Linked DNA regions of Mus musculus: region 2 is linked to region 1. Evidence: chromatin contacts called from ENCODE Hi-C data. All regions are on one chromosome and are shown on one strand. The core of a region is the stretch at or near the end of the contact, and the rest is flanking DNA. Distances in the headings are between cores, read along the strand shown. Region 1 holds the start of Tlcd2 (TLC domain containing 2). Region 2 overlaps Prkca (protein kinase C, alpha).

Region 1 (5,964 bases), core at 1,197-3,696:
CCCTGCAGTTTCTATAAACAGCCTCAAGGAGCATGAGCCACCTCTGAAAGGAAATACACAGCAAATTCAAAAAGAGATTCAAATGTGTAACACTGTGGGAAAACATATCTATGACTGGGGTTGTAGCTCAGTTGGTAGGTTTGCTTAACATGCACCAAGCCCTGGTTCTGTCTTCTGCATTGCATAAAACTGAACAGGTTGGCCCAGGTCTGCAATCCCGGCACTCTGGAGGTGGTGGCAAAGGAGCCTACATTCAAGGTAATCCTCTGCTATACAATGAGTTCTGAGCCAGCCTGGGCTATATGAGACTGTCTCAAAAAATAAAACAAAATAAAATAAAGCATTGGTTAGTAATTCAAAGAAAGCAGATGTGGCTGAAACCGTTTTCCCTGATCATAATACAACAAGCAAATGAAAGCCAGAAGAAGGCTCCTGTGCCTTGTGTGTGGCAGTACCAACCATTGTGAGAGATGCCTTTGGACCTGGTAGTTTGCTGTCTTAGAAATGTATCCTAAAATAAGGATTTGGTTATAAAATGTTCATCTCAGGGTTGTAATAGAGAAAAATGGAACGCAGCTGTTTGTTTGGAAGTCCATTCCTTTTCTGCTGTCATGAAAATGTATAGCTAGGGCTTGCCTAAGTAAATTATATTCATCTGATGGTGGTGTTCTGTGCAGCCATCCAAAGTCTTACAGAAGAAAAATTGAGTGGAAATATAAATATTGAATACTAAAAAGATTATAAAAGTATGAGTTTGTGACTGTTTTTAAAATATGAACACATACTTGTAATATATTTTTTTAAAAACCATCCAATTGAGTGGAAATATAAATACTGAATACTAAAAAGATTATGAAAAGTATGAGTTTGTGACTGTTTTTAAAATATGAATGCATACTTGTAATATATTTTTTAAAAAAACACTGAAAGTGGATTCAAAATGTTAAGAATGGTTGTTTTTGTATGGTGGGATAGTACAATTGTGAATTTTCCCCTTGTTTTTTCTGTCTTTCTAATTTTTAAATATTGTGCATTGCTTTCATATGTTAAATAAAATACAAAAGACAAATAAATGTTTTAAAATTTTTACTCTTTTATGAGTGTTTTGCCTGTGAGTGGCAGGAATCCAACATTGTCTTCTGAAAGCAGCTAGCGCTAACTTCTGAGCCGTCTCTTCACTCCCTCTGTAATTTTTAAAAAATATATTTGTATGTTATATTATGTGTCTTTGTGCACCAGAGTGTGGGTGCACATTCTGCAGAGGCCAGAAGAGGGCATCAGATTCCCTGGAGCTGCACGCTGTTTGGATCTTCTGATGTGGATGCTCAGAATCGCACTCAGGTCCTCTAGAAGAGCAGCAAATGCTCCTAGCCACTAAAGCCATCTCTCCCTCTAGTCCTCATTGTCATGTTTAGATTTTGGAGAATTTGCTTGTAGGAGGATGGGCTACACCAAGTGCCAGGTGAAAGAAAATGTTTGCTTGGGATACCTATTGCTTCTTGAGTGTGTGTGTGCATGCTTGTGTGTGTGTGTGTATGTGTGTGTGTACACTGGAGCTAGGAATCATATCCAGGGGCCTTTTCAAGCTCCACCACACTAAAGTCAATTCTATGAACTTCATTAATTGTCTGAATCCACCTACTCTCTACACACAGGAAGCATTCCTCTGACTTTCTGACTGTCAGCCAGCTAAGGAGGTGTGGCTTAGAATAAGAAAGAAGGGAAATGCTCAAAACCTGTCACTCTTTGGGGGATTTGTGGTTGGAAAGGATATTCCTCTTAAGGCCAAAGGGGTCTAGAATCTGAAGAGTCTTATTTTTAGCTTGTTTGTTTTTCTTACTTGAGACCTGGGGAGGGGAGGTGTATGTGTCTTCCATTTGCTTCTTCTACCTAATAAAGTTTCTTGGTGATGTTTGGGGGGGGGGGAGGGGGTAGGACTCAAGAAGGGATTCTCCCATAAGCTGTTCCGTTTGGGTAGTACTATGTAAGGAAGTTACAGGTGGGCAGAGCTCGGCTCTGCCTGACTGGCGTGCTCTGAGGTAAAGGTGAGATGGTGCAAGATTTGGGCCCTCAGGAGTTGGCTCTGTTGGCCCTGTACCTTCTGGTCTGTGGGTAAGGATGACCAGTAGGTGAGAGATGAGGGAACCAGAACAGAAGGTGAAAGTTAGTGGGGCGGAGCCCCAGACTAGTCAGGTGGGGGTAAACTAGATGACTTTCTGGAACCCCAAGGGGCTCGGAGACTAGTGGTGTTGGAGAAGACCTCTAATGTGTTGTAAGGCCTCTGAACTCAGTAGCCGAACTTGATGCCAGAAAGCCCCAAACTGCTAAACCCAAGCAGGAGCGGGACGCCATCCGTTCCATGGCTTCACCCGAGGTGGCCCCATGGCTGCGCCAATCAATGAGCAGCCGAGAGATAGGGGCGTGGACAAGCCAGGAAAAGTTACAGCACGCTGGAAAGATAATACAGGCCAGGAAGCCCCAGGCACAGCAGGGTGGAAAAGCTAGATCCCGATTCTGCCGGAGGGGGGCCCCTTCGAGGTCCCGGGCACCGGGTGCCAGGATCAGAGAAACTGACTGAAACCTAGCTGACCTGCCCAGACCATGGCATCCTGGGGACTCCTTGTGGCTGGCGCTTCCTTCACGGCGTTTCGGGGACTGCACTGGGGGCTGCAGCTGCTGCCCACCCCGAAATCTGTTCGGGACCGCTGGATGTGGCGGAACATTTTCGTTTCGCTGATACACAGCCTACTCTCTGGAGTAGGGGCGCTGGTCGGGTGCGGAACTTGGGGACTGACAAAGCACTGAGGGGCGGGGGTGGAAAAGAGGGCCTGGAAGACTGAAGTTGGAACCTTTTGGAATGGAACTGGTTTGGGTTGTGGATGGGTGGGAGTACCCAGTGGGAGAATGGATCTAGGTCTGGGAGAAATTGACCTTAGCTCTTTGTCTTCTCCAGGCTGTGGCAGTTTCCTCAAATGGTCACCGACCCAATTAATGATCACCCACCGTGGGCACGGGTCCTAGTAGCAGTGTCAGTGGGTGAGTGTACAGAAAAGGCTGAATCGGGAAAGGCCTTGTTGGACCGGGAATTCTAGGTTCCTCCCCCATCTTTGGAATGGAGCAGATGTTGCTGGAGGTTTGCTGTGAGGAATTAAGGACCTGAGAAAAGTGGGACTTGAGATATCTAGGCTGTGCATCAGCTCTGAGCGAGGAGCCTCATAGTCTTCTCCGGTGCCTTCAGGTTATTTCGCTGCAGATGGAGTTGATATGCTGTGGAACCAGACATTGGCCCAGGCCTGGGACCTTCTCTGTCACCATTTGGCGGTAAGACTCTGAAGGGAGAGGCCAGGTAGTAAGGGAGCATGTCCAACTCAAGGGCCCAACCTCTCTCTTCAGTGTTCTGTCCTCTGACTTTTCCACAAAGCCCCCTGAAAACCTATCCTCTCAGACTTGGATTGAGTTGGAGGGAGGTTTTGACTGCTAGCCACTCCTGGGCACTGCCCAAGGAGTTTGGTTCTCCCCACAAACCTCCAGCTGATCATAAAAAAAAAAAAAAAAAAGCCAGGAATGAAAGCTAGGGTATGCTATGCAAATAGTGTGGCTTGGGGTAAGAGAACCTCTGGTCCAGGGCTGCTCATGCCCCCTAGATAAGGGTCAGCAGAAAGGTCAGGATTGGAGGCAGTCCTAAAAAATGCTTGGGTAATATAAAGTGAATAAATAAAAAATAAATAAATACTAATTTTTAAAAAGCTGATACCTGGAAGGATGAGGCAGAGAGTAGAAAAAACATGCGTGGGTGTCCCTAGGATAAGGAGCTGGGACTTGTTGGGCACAGGTCATGCAAAGCCTGAACCTTGAACCTTGCCTGCAGGTAGTGAGCTGCCTCAGCACCGCTGTTGTGTCTGGCCACTATGTGGGCTTCTCTATGGTATCCCTGCTTCTGGAGCTGAACTCCATCTGTTTGCATCTACGGAAGCTACTGCTGCTCTCCCATAAGGCCCCATCCTTGGCCTTCAGAGTAAGCAGTTGGGCCAGCCTGGCCACCCTGGTCCTCTTCCGCCTTCTGCCTCTGGGATGGATGAGTCTGTGGTTGTCCCGGCAGCACTACCAGCTGTCTCTTGCTCTGGTTCTGCTTTGTGTGGCTGGGCTGGTCACCGTGGGCAGCATAAGCATCTCCACAGGGATCCGAATTCTGACCAAGGATATCTTGCAGTCTCAGCCCTACCCGTTTATCCTCATGCACAAGGAAACCAAGACACGTGAGCCTGTTGCCAGGAACACTTCCACTCTCAGTCTGAAAGGTGTGGAAGTTTTCTCTTCTGTCAGCCCCCAGGGAGGTGGGGCTGGGAAGAGGAGATGGTAGCCCACTGCATAGTCTACTATGTAGCAAGGACTAGACTGTATCATCAGAGAGAGAGAGAGAGAGAGAGAGAGAGAGAGAGAGAGAGAGAGAGAGAGAACATTGTATGAGATCTCCATTACAGTCAGGAAATCAGGAGATCTAAATAACTTTAAAAGTCCCACAGTCTTTACATATTCTTAAAATTTCAATCTCTTTAAAATATCCATCTCTTTTAAAATTCAAAGTCTTTTTACAATTAAAAGTCTCAACTGTGGGCTCCACTAAAACAGTTTCTTCCTTCAAGAGGGAAAATATCAGGGCACAGTCACAATCAAAAGCAAAAGTCAATCTCCAACCGTCCAATGTCTGGGATACAACTCACGATCTTCTGGGCTCCTCCAAGGGCTTGGGTCACTTCTCCAGCCAGGCCCTTTGTAGCACACGCGTCATCCTCTAGGCTCCAGATACCTGTACTCCACTGCTGCTGCTGCTCTTGGTGGTCATCTCATGGTACTGGCATCTCCAAAACGCTGCATGACCCCTTCAGTCCTGGGCCTTCAAGAGAGAAGACTAGAGCCTGGCAAAGTGGCACATGCTGATAATGCTAGCACTTGGGAATGACAAGCAGAAGGATCAGAAGTTCAAGGCCAGCCTGGGCTACAAGAGACTCTGTTTCAACAAACAAACAAACAAACAAACCAAAGAAGAGAAAGAAAAAACTGGACATGACAGCCGGAACATTATCTGACATTCATAAGGTCCTGAGTTCAATGCCAAGTTGGCAGTGCCTAGTTTGATAAGGGTCTAGCCACTCTGGTAATACCATGGCTGACTGAACACCTTACCCAGCAACTTGCTGATAGACTCTGCCTTCCAGCAAAAGGGAGGAGCTTCGCTGAGGAGAGAACATTGAACCCTATTGTATATGAATAAATTGCTGTGCAAATGATTTCATCAGTCTCTTGTGAATGTGATTGCTTTGAGTCATTTTTCTTGGCTCCAGTGTTATCCTGGTCTGCAGTGTGGTGTGGAGTTGTGGAAGCTTTGAGTTGGGAGGGTTTCCTGTTAAGGTTTCTCTGGCTCTTTTCTTTCCTCCCGGTTTTTGTTTTGTTTGCCTGGTGGGGTTCTCTGGTGTGTGTGTGTGTGTGTGTGTGTGTGTGTGTGTGTGTGTGTGTTAGAAGTTGGCGGGGGGTGGAGGGGGCTGGAGAGATGGCTCAGCGGTTAAGAGCGCCAACTGCTCTTCCAAAGGTCCTGAGTTCAAATCCCAACAACCACATGGTGGCTCACAACCATCCGTAACAAAAAAATCTGATGCCCTCTTCTGGAGTGTCTGAAAACAGCTACAGTGTGCTTACATATAATAAATAAATAAATATTAAAAAAAAAAGAAGTTGGCATGGATGATGTAGTGAAGACTGGCATTAGATATCTCTGGATCCCCCTGCCTCTACCTCTTAGACACTGTGAGTATGGAAGTGTACCACCGCACCAGGCCAGGCTAGAACATTCTCTGATCTACAAATACCTAGAGTATTATTCCTCTATGATCAGAAAACAGACCCAGGGGGCCACAGAAATGTCTTAGTAGGTAAAAACACTTGCTTTCAGGCCTGATAACCTGCGGT
Region 2 (6,723 bases), core at 2,229-4,728, about 33 Mb after region 1:
ACAAACAAACAAACAAACAAAAAACCATCCTCAGAAAGGCAGGGCACTGTGGGGAAGAGCAATCCTCCTTCTGGTAAGTGTTCAGGAGACACTCTACCTCTGCTAAGGCCGCATTATCCTAATGCTACAAAGTGCCAAAGAGAACTGTTTTAATAAACAGGGTTTCTGGTGCTCTTCAAAGCTGAAGCACAAGCACTTGATTCTGTCTGCTGAAGTACGCAGGGCCTGAGGAGGATCCGTGGTGAAGCAGCACACTGCTGTTTCAAAACCGGACATCAGTGCTACTTGAAGGACTGGATTCTTAAAACACACTCAAGCCAGACAAGTGCTCCCCGTGTAATTAGAGCCATCCACGGAAGATTCTAGAGTGCTAAGTGTGCTTATTTTTTTTCCCTGCATAATGTTATTGCGTGGCTCAACTGGGGACAGAATGCTCCCTCCAATAAGCCATAATTATAACGGCAGGTTCCTAGGAAGAAACCAAGGATGCATTAAAATGACTCCATCATGGTCTTCTTTAAAGTCTTCACAGTGATGGGGACCAGCAGGTGAGTTCTTAGCAGACTCGCCTCTGAGTCAGGTGAGCAATTACCATATGTAAATGATGCTTCTGAAGACATCAGGAAGAAATCCAAGTCTCTCTTGATCATTTCATTCCACATGATTCATTATGTTGGTAAATCTCTGGTTTGTGAAAATTGAATCCAATCTCTTTGAATTATAAAAATTTCCAATCTGGAAATTCCCAATAACCTAAGGTCTCCAAAGAAGGGATCACAGAAATGTTAGGCATGGCTATTTACAAATGAACACAGAAGGAATTGCTGCAGGCAGGAATCTCAGCCAAAAAAGAAAGTGCCTACTTGAAAAGTTCAGAGACAAAGGGCTTCGTGCTCTCCTGTGAGATGGCACCATCACCTTGGTACCCTGAGTTAAATAGATTCCAGCACTTTGGCTCACGGAATGCAGGGTTTTACAGCCCCCTCCTCTGCAGCTACGCCTTAAGTGAAGGAAAGGCAGCATTATCCCACTGTGTCTACTGAATAAAAGAATTTAACATGGCTATAAATAGTCCAATCACCATTTTAAAACTACAGTGTCAGGGTTGGAGGGGTGGCTCGGTGGGTAACGCGGCTTGTTTGCTAGTGTGAGGACTGGAGTTAAATCTCCTGGCACTTATGTAAAAGTTAGGCATGATGATGTATGCCTGTGACTCCCGAACTGGGGACAGCAGAAGCAGAAGCAGGTGTTAAACTCTGGGGATCTCACTGGCTAGCCAGTACATCTGGACACTTGCTATGTTGTGGGTTGTTCTTTCTTCCACCCTTCTCCACCCCCTCACACTAGATAGGAGAGAGAGAAGGGTAGCAGAGAAGGAGGGTGACTTTATTGTTAGACTGCTTCCTGCTGATAAGGGGCATCCAGTTCCTTAGGGCAAATTTGGTCTTCAACATCATGACATCTATTTTTTTTTCTTCTTCTTCTTGTTATTTCCATTTTGCCCATGACTACTTAACAAACCGCAACCAACCAACAACCCACACATGGCCTATTGGGGCCCTAGCATTTCTATATCTTCTAAAGAGTCCCCAGAATTCCAAATGTCACATACTCGTGGAAACTATCTGCAGCTGGCAAACCACGCCCCTGCTAGAGGACAAGGCAAATCAGCTGCTGTGGACAATCCGAAGCAGTCAGTCCCATACCCCACACCTGGGATTGAATGAAAACATGTTCTTATAATATGTCTTTGGTTTTTAAAGAAACCAAAGTTCTTACTACAAGCCAGTCTAGGCAAAATGGCAAGCTTCAGGTATAGTAAGAGACCCTGCCTCAAGTGAATAAAGTGGAATTAGGTAGAGAACAAAAGGCAGCATCCTCCTCTGGCTCCCACAGTCATGTGCATGGGCGTGAACACACATGCACATATACAGCCCCACATACACAACACATGCGTGCTCATGAAATAATATAACTAACAGATAAAAATGCAGTGTCTACCTAAATGACTTGACCTAAAATCTTTATACCCCCGTGATGCAGCAAACAAGGGCTGGATGTAAAGTTTGTCCTAATGGGCTGTCTTCACTATGAGATTTTCCACTTAGGATTATTGCTTCAAGCCTTGGAGCCAACAACAACCACAACAGAACCATCCCTGTTTTCTCACCACTTAGAACATTTTGAGACACATTCTTCTGTCGTGCCTTGAACTTTCATATGTCTATGCCACCTACCCAGCCAGCAATGCTCCACAAATGTGTGCTGAGCTTTGTCAGCTCTGTGCGGGCCTTGCTTGGATAGTTTCATGAGTTCAGCAGAACAAAGCCCTGCCTTGCTCCAATTCTTGACTCATCGAATAGTTATAAGCTGAGGTGTGCTGGGTTCTAGAAACACAGGAATATAATTCAGGGGGTCTAGAACTACAGAGTTATGGTGCAAAGGTACAGCGGGCATCCTCTTGAGCTGAACTGTGTCCCCTAGAACATCTGTATTTTGATACCTAACCTCCTATACTGAAGAAGGTGGCCTTATTTAGAGATAGGGCCTTTTCAATCAAGAGGTAATTGGGCTAAATGAGGTTAAATGAGGTCACAGACGTGGACCCTAATCTGATAGAAAGAGATGAGAAACTTGGCCAGAGCACGCGCAGAAGGCCTTGGCCTCTGTCTGTAAACCACACTGAAATCAATCTGCTAAGAACCCCGGTCTTGGACTTCTAGGCTCTAGGGCTGTGAGAAAATAAACTGCTATCCGTGAAGACCTCAGTGTGTGTGTTCTGTATTACGATAGCCCAAGCAAATGAACCCAATGTGCAAAGTAGGGGACAGAGGAAAGGGCATTTCATGAATAGATTTCCCTGTAATATTGAAAATAGCCCAACATAGCAGAAAGAGAGAGGAGTGAAAGAAAGAAAGAAAGAAAGAAAGAAAGAAAGAAAGAAAGAAAGAAAGAAAGAAAGAAAGAAAGGAAGGAAGAAAGGAAGGAAGAAAAGAAGGACAGAGGCAAGGAAGGAGGGAGGAGGAGGGTGGGCCACCATGGCAAGTTTTTTTTAAGTGAGTATGTATTGTGTGTGTGTGGGTGTGTGGGTGTGTGTGGGGGTCTCTCATTAGCCTGAATCACATACCCTGTACACTAAGCTGGTTAGCCTTTGAGTCCCAGAGATCCTCCTGCCTCCACCTTCCCAGCACTGATGTCACACACTGATGTCACACACTGATGTCACACACTGATGTCACACCACCACACTTGACATTTTCACAGGGGTGCTGGAGATCACATTGAGGTTCTCCTGTTTGCTCCACAAGCTCTCCCCTTGCTGAGCCTCATCTCCAGCTCCCACGACAACCATGGCAAACAGAAAACAACCAGGGGAAAGAGCAGCCCCTTCCATCCAGAGGAAGACTCGACTCTTCTGCACTGCAGTAAGAGCCGGTGAGCACCGGAGACAAACTCTCCGCACCCCAGAGTCTCCTCAGCGTCTCCCTTACTCTCTTTGGCTCAGACAGAAACTTTCACTTCCGCTTCTCTTATCTCATGAGTAAAAATAGGAGAGGGCCGTCCATGGGACCAGGGAGGAGAGGCATGGCATCCAAGATACCAATCCCTGGGTGATTAAGCTGTGTCACTGGACGGTCACTCGTCAGAACGTAAGATTTCCACTCTGAGTGTTAGCTACAAAGGTGACATGTTACCAGCACCAGTGAAAATCACGATCCTCTTTGTAGAGTCAGTTTCCCCCATTAAAGGATGTTTAGAAACCCCAAATGAGGAAAAGAACAGACTACAAAGACCTTGCTGAGTTCTAAGCCTTCAGGCCAAAAAAGACCATATAATTATCTCCTTGGTCCCAAGTGGGTCTTCAAATGATGAAGCTTTGGTTGGGGGTGAGGGTGTGAGTGGGGCAGTTAATGGACAGGATGGCCAGGGTGGACCATACCCATAATCACAGCAAGTTCAGGGTCAGCCTCTGCTACATTAGATCTTGTCTCAAAAAAAAAAAAAAAATCCTACCAGGTATAGCAGTGCACATGTTTAACATCAGTACGAAGGCAGCCAATGACAGGTGGATCTCTGGGAGCTCCAGGCCAGCCTGCTCTACATAGGAAGCTAGGACAGCTGTGACCACATTGTGAGACTCTCTTCTTTAGGGTTAATTATTTCTCACCACCACCCCCCCACACAGACACCCCAGTGCTTAAAAAACCCAGTGTCATAGGTCTCTGGGGTGAGGGGCTGTCTCTCTCTTTACTCCTTCAATAGATCTGTTTGTGGTGCGTTGCTTGAGCTCAGCAAGTGATAGAAACAAGGAAGGTATCAGCCGGTGACTGAGGAGTAAACTGGACAGACCATCTCCCCTGAGAATCCCGCCTCAGTCTCTGGGCTGTATTAAACCGGGCTTGTTTGCAAATGGGCATTTTGCTTTCTGTGTTTTCTGAACTCCTAAGCACCCGGAAATCAGCAAGACACCCCCTTCCCAACCAGGCAAGTTCCTTTGTCATCCTCCATCTTCCTTTCAAATGAGAGGACGCAGATTGGGGGGGGGGGGCAGTAAAACTTCAGGTTCACTGACAATTCTCAGAAGCATGTGCTGAACCATCTGTGCCATCTTCAGAGAGGACTGCAATAAGACGCAGCTGATTAGAGGAACAGGAAATGTGTGTCGTTTGTAAGGTTAAGATGGTTTGAATTTCTGGGCGTTAATTAGTTAAAAGAAGGAGGTTCTCTAAGCATCAAGATAGGAGAGGCTACACAAAGAGTGGTCTGAGGTATCAAGGGAGGGGTGTGTGTGTGTGTGTGTGTGTGTGTGTGTGTGTGTGTGTGTGTGTGTCTGTGTCTGTGTGTGTGTCTGAGTGCTTTCTCAACAGGAAACCCAAGCCCAGAAGTTACAGAAAAAGTCCACAGTCTCTTCCAGAGGGCATAAAGGAAGCAACCCTTGCAGTCAAAGGATGGACAGGTACACGGGCAACCCACAACTCAAATCACCAGAGAAGACAATGGGGCAAAATACATTCCTCTGCAATGCTGGCTAGGGATTTTGCCAGCTCTTCAGACATTAAAGTTTTCCCTCATTGCAGTATTGAGACAGCTACATAGCTGCCTTTATACTTAAGCCAAATGATACAATAAATTCCAGCAAACCTCAGTATGAACTTCGTGTAATTAAACATTAAAAATGTTTAAGGAGAGGGATTGAGTTCTGGGAGGGAATTCAGTTGATCTGAGACATGTGGATGGAGGGAAAACTCAAGCACTAATCCCACAAGGAAATTCCTGGCTCTCTACAGACTGGACAATGTCCCTCCAGGAACTGGGGAAACAAGAGGTCATGTAGACTTGAGGGTCAGCTGCTAGAGTCACACCCCAACATCTCCTTTTGCAGCAACATGGCTTATTCACTTCTCAGCATCAGCTTCCACATCATCAAGTGAAGAGAACAGCAGTGTCCACTCAAGACTGCTGAACAGACTGAGGGAATTAATTTTCAAAAAAAAAATTGCCTTGCACATGATAAACACTTTTTCACTGTGGTTTTAATTCTGGTCAGTTCTTGAAATGTCTCAGAAGAAACCAGGCAGACAGCACCATAAGGCTCTGTGGACAACACTCCACAAGTCAATCTATAGCTAAACGTCGCTCTTTCCCACTCCAACAGGTACTTGGACCTCGCTCAACTTCCTGTCACTCAAACCATCCATCCTTCCCTGCTCTTTTCCAGCCACTGGGAACATGTATGCTGTTGTTCTTAGACTCAGCTTTCCACAGAGCTCATATGTCCATCTTTTCCTTGGTGTATTCTTCCATCTGGCTAGCCATTCTCCATCGGTCTAGACCATGTGCCTAGTCTGTGATCTATCTCAATATAGTGATATGTTCAGAACGAGAGTCTGTAGAACCGTGTACAGACGTTTAAGAGACTCCCACAGCCTCAGGAAGGGTTTCATCCATCATCACGGAACTAACATTCCAAAGAATACCCCATGGGCTGGGTGTGTTCCAGAATTCCAGAACCACTAAGTGAATGTGAAGACCCATCTGGTTTGTCACCAACAACATGTAGACAAAGTCTCTGTCACTCAACCTTCCCAGAGAAAGGAGCATCCTGTCCCCTGGGTACTTAGAGCTGAGTGGGACCAGAAAGCTTCCAACTGTTCTTTTCTGCCGAAGATAAACTTCCTCTACATCTCTAATATCAACTTAACAAAATCTTTGATCTTGGTCGGGAATAGGCGAAATGCTGTGAAACACTCAGAAATTGGCAGTGTGGTTTGAAGCCCCTGGCCTCTGCTACAGTGCCGGTAAATGAACAGCTTCCCAACTCTCTCGGGGCCACAGCTGCACCAAAAGTTAATGATTTACATCTCTGGGGCAGTATGTGGGTAAACGGCCTCTTCTTGGTGAGTTTCTAATCTCTTCCAGATCACTGTGGCCAATGAAGAAAGGCATACTTCAGCTCAGAACCAGCCCCTCCCCAGCCCTCACTTGACCAAGAATGTAGCACGCAGAGGGTCCTTTGCTACTTTGTTATTTCCTAGATGATTGGCATCCTAATATTTAAACTCGGTGACAGCATCTGCTGCCTCAATCATAGTTAAATGTACAATATTGACAAATTTGAAGTCAGCACAGACCATAGAGACTTCTACTACATAAATACAAAACTGTCTTCTTGAAAAGGTTTATATAAATGACCACTATTAAGGTGTTCCATTTTAGGAAGCC

What was found. Hi-C counts contacts between places; a loop is a spot of excess contacts on that map.
Region 2: a map of regulatory T cell shows a loop between it and region 1 (214-fold over the local background). The contact joins the enhancer-like site here to the promoter of Tlcd2 in region 1. A Hi-C loop is called at or near these places in 5 of 37 maps with a recorded cell type or tissue (T-helper 1 cell, T-helper 17 cell, T-helper 2 cell and 1 more).

What each region holds. Positions count from the first base shown.
Region 1 is chr11:75,465,604-75,471,567 of GRCm38, forward strand. It overlaps Tlcd2 (TLC domain containing 2), which reads left to right and starts at 2,447. Exons shown (of 5, transcript NM_027249.3): 1 at 2,447-2,774; 2 at 2,954-3,036; 3 at 3,239-3,321; 4 at 3,869-4,298; 5 at 4,797-5,296. The coding sequence starts at 2,602. The coding sequence ends at 4,960. It overlaps Mir22hg (Mir22 host gene (non-protein coding)), which reads left to right. Exons shown (of 3, transcript NR_030711.1): 3 at 1-1,087.
Region 2 is chr11:108,245,058-108,251,780 of GRCm38, forward strand. The region is part of intron 2 of Prkca (protein kinase C, alpha); the gene reads right to left. Among named protein-coding and RNA genes, the nearest start is that of Gm11655, 75 kb to the left of the region's middle. Within about 2 kb of position 3,479, at least 1 of the 3 ENCODE cell types and tissues checked has a DNase peak (open chromatin) inside an H3K27ac peak, as active enhancers do.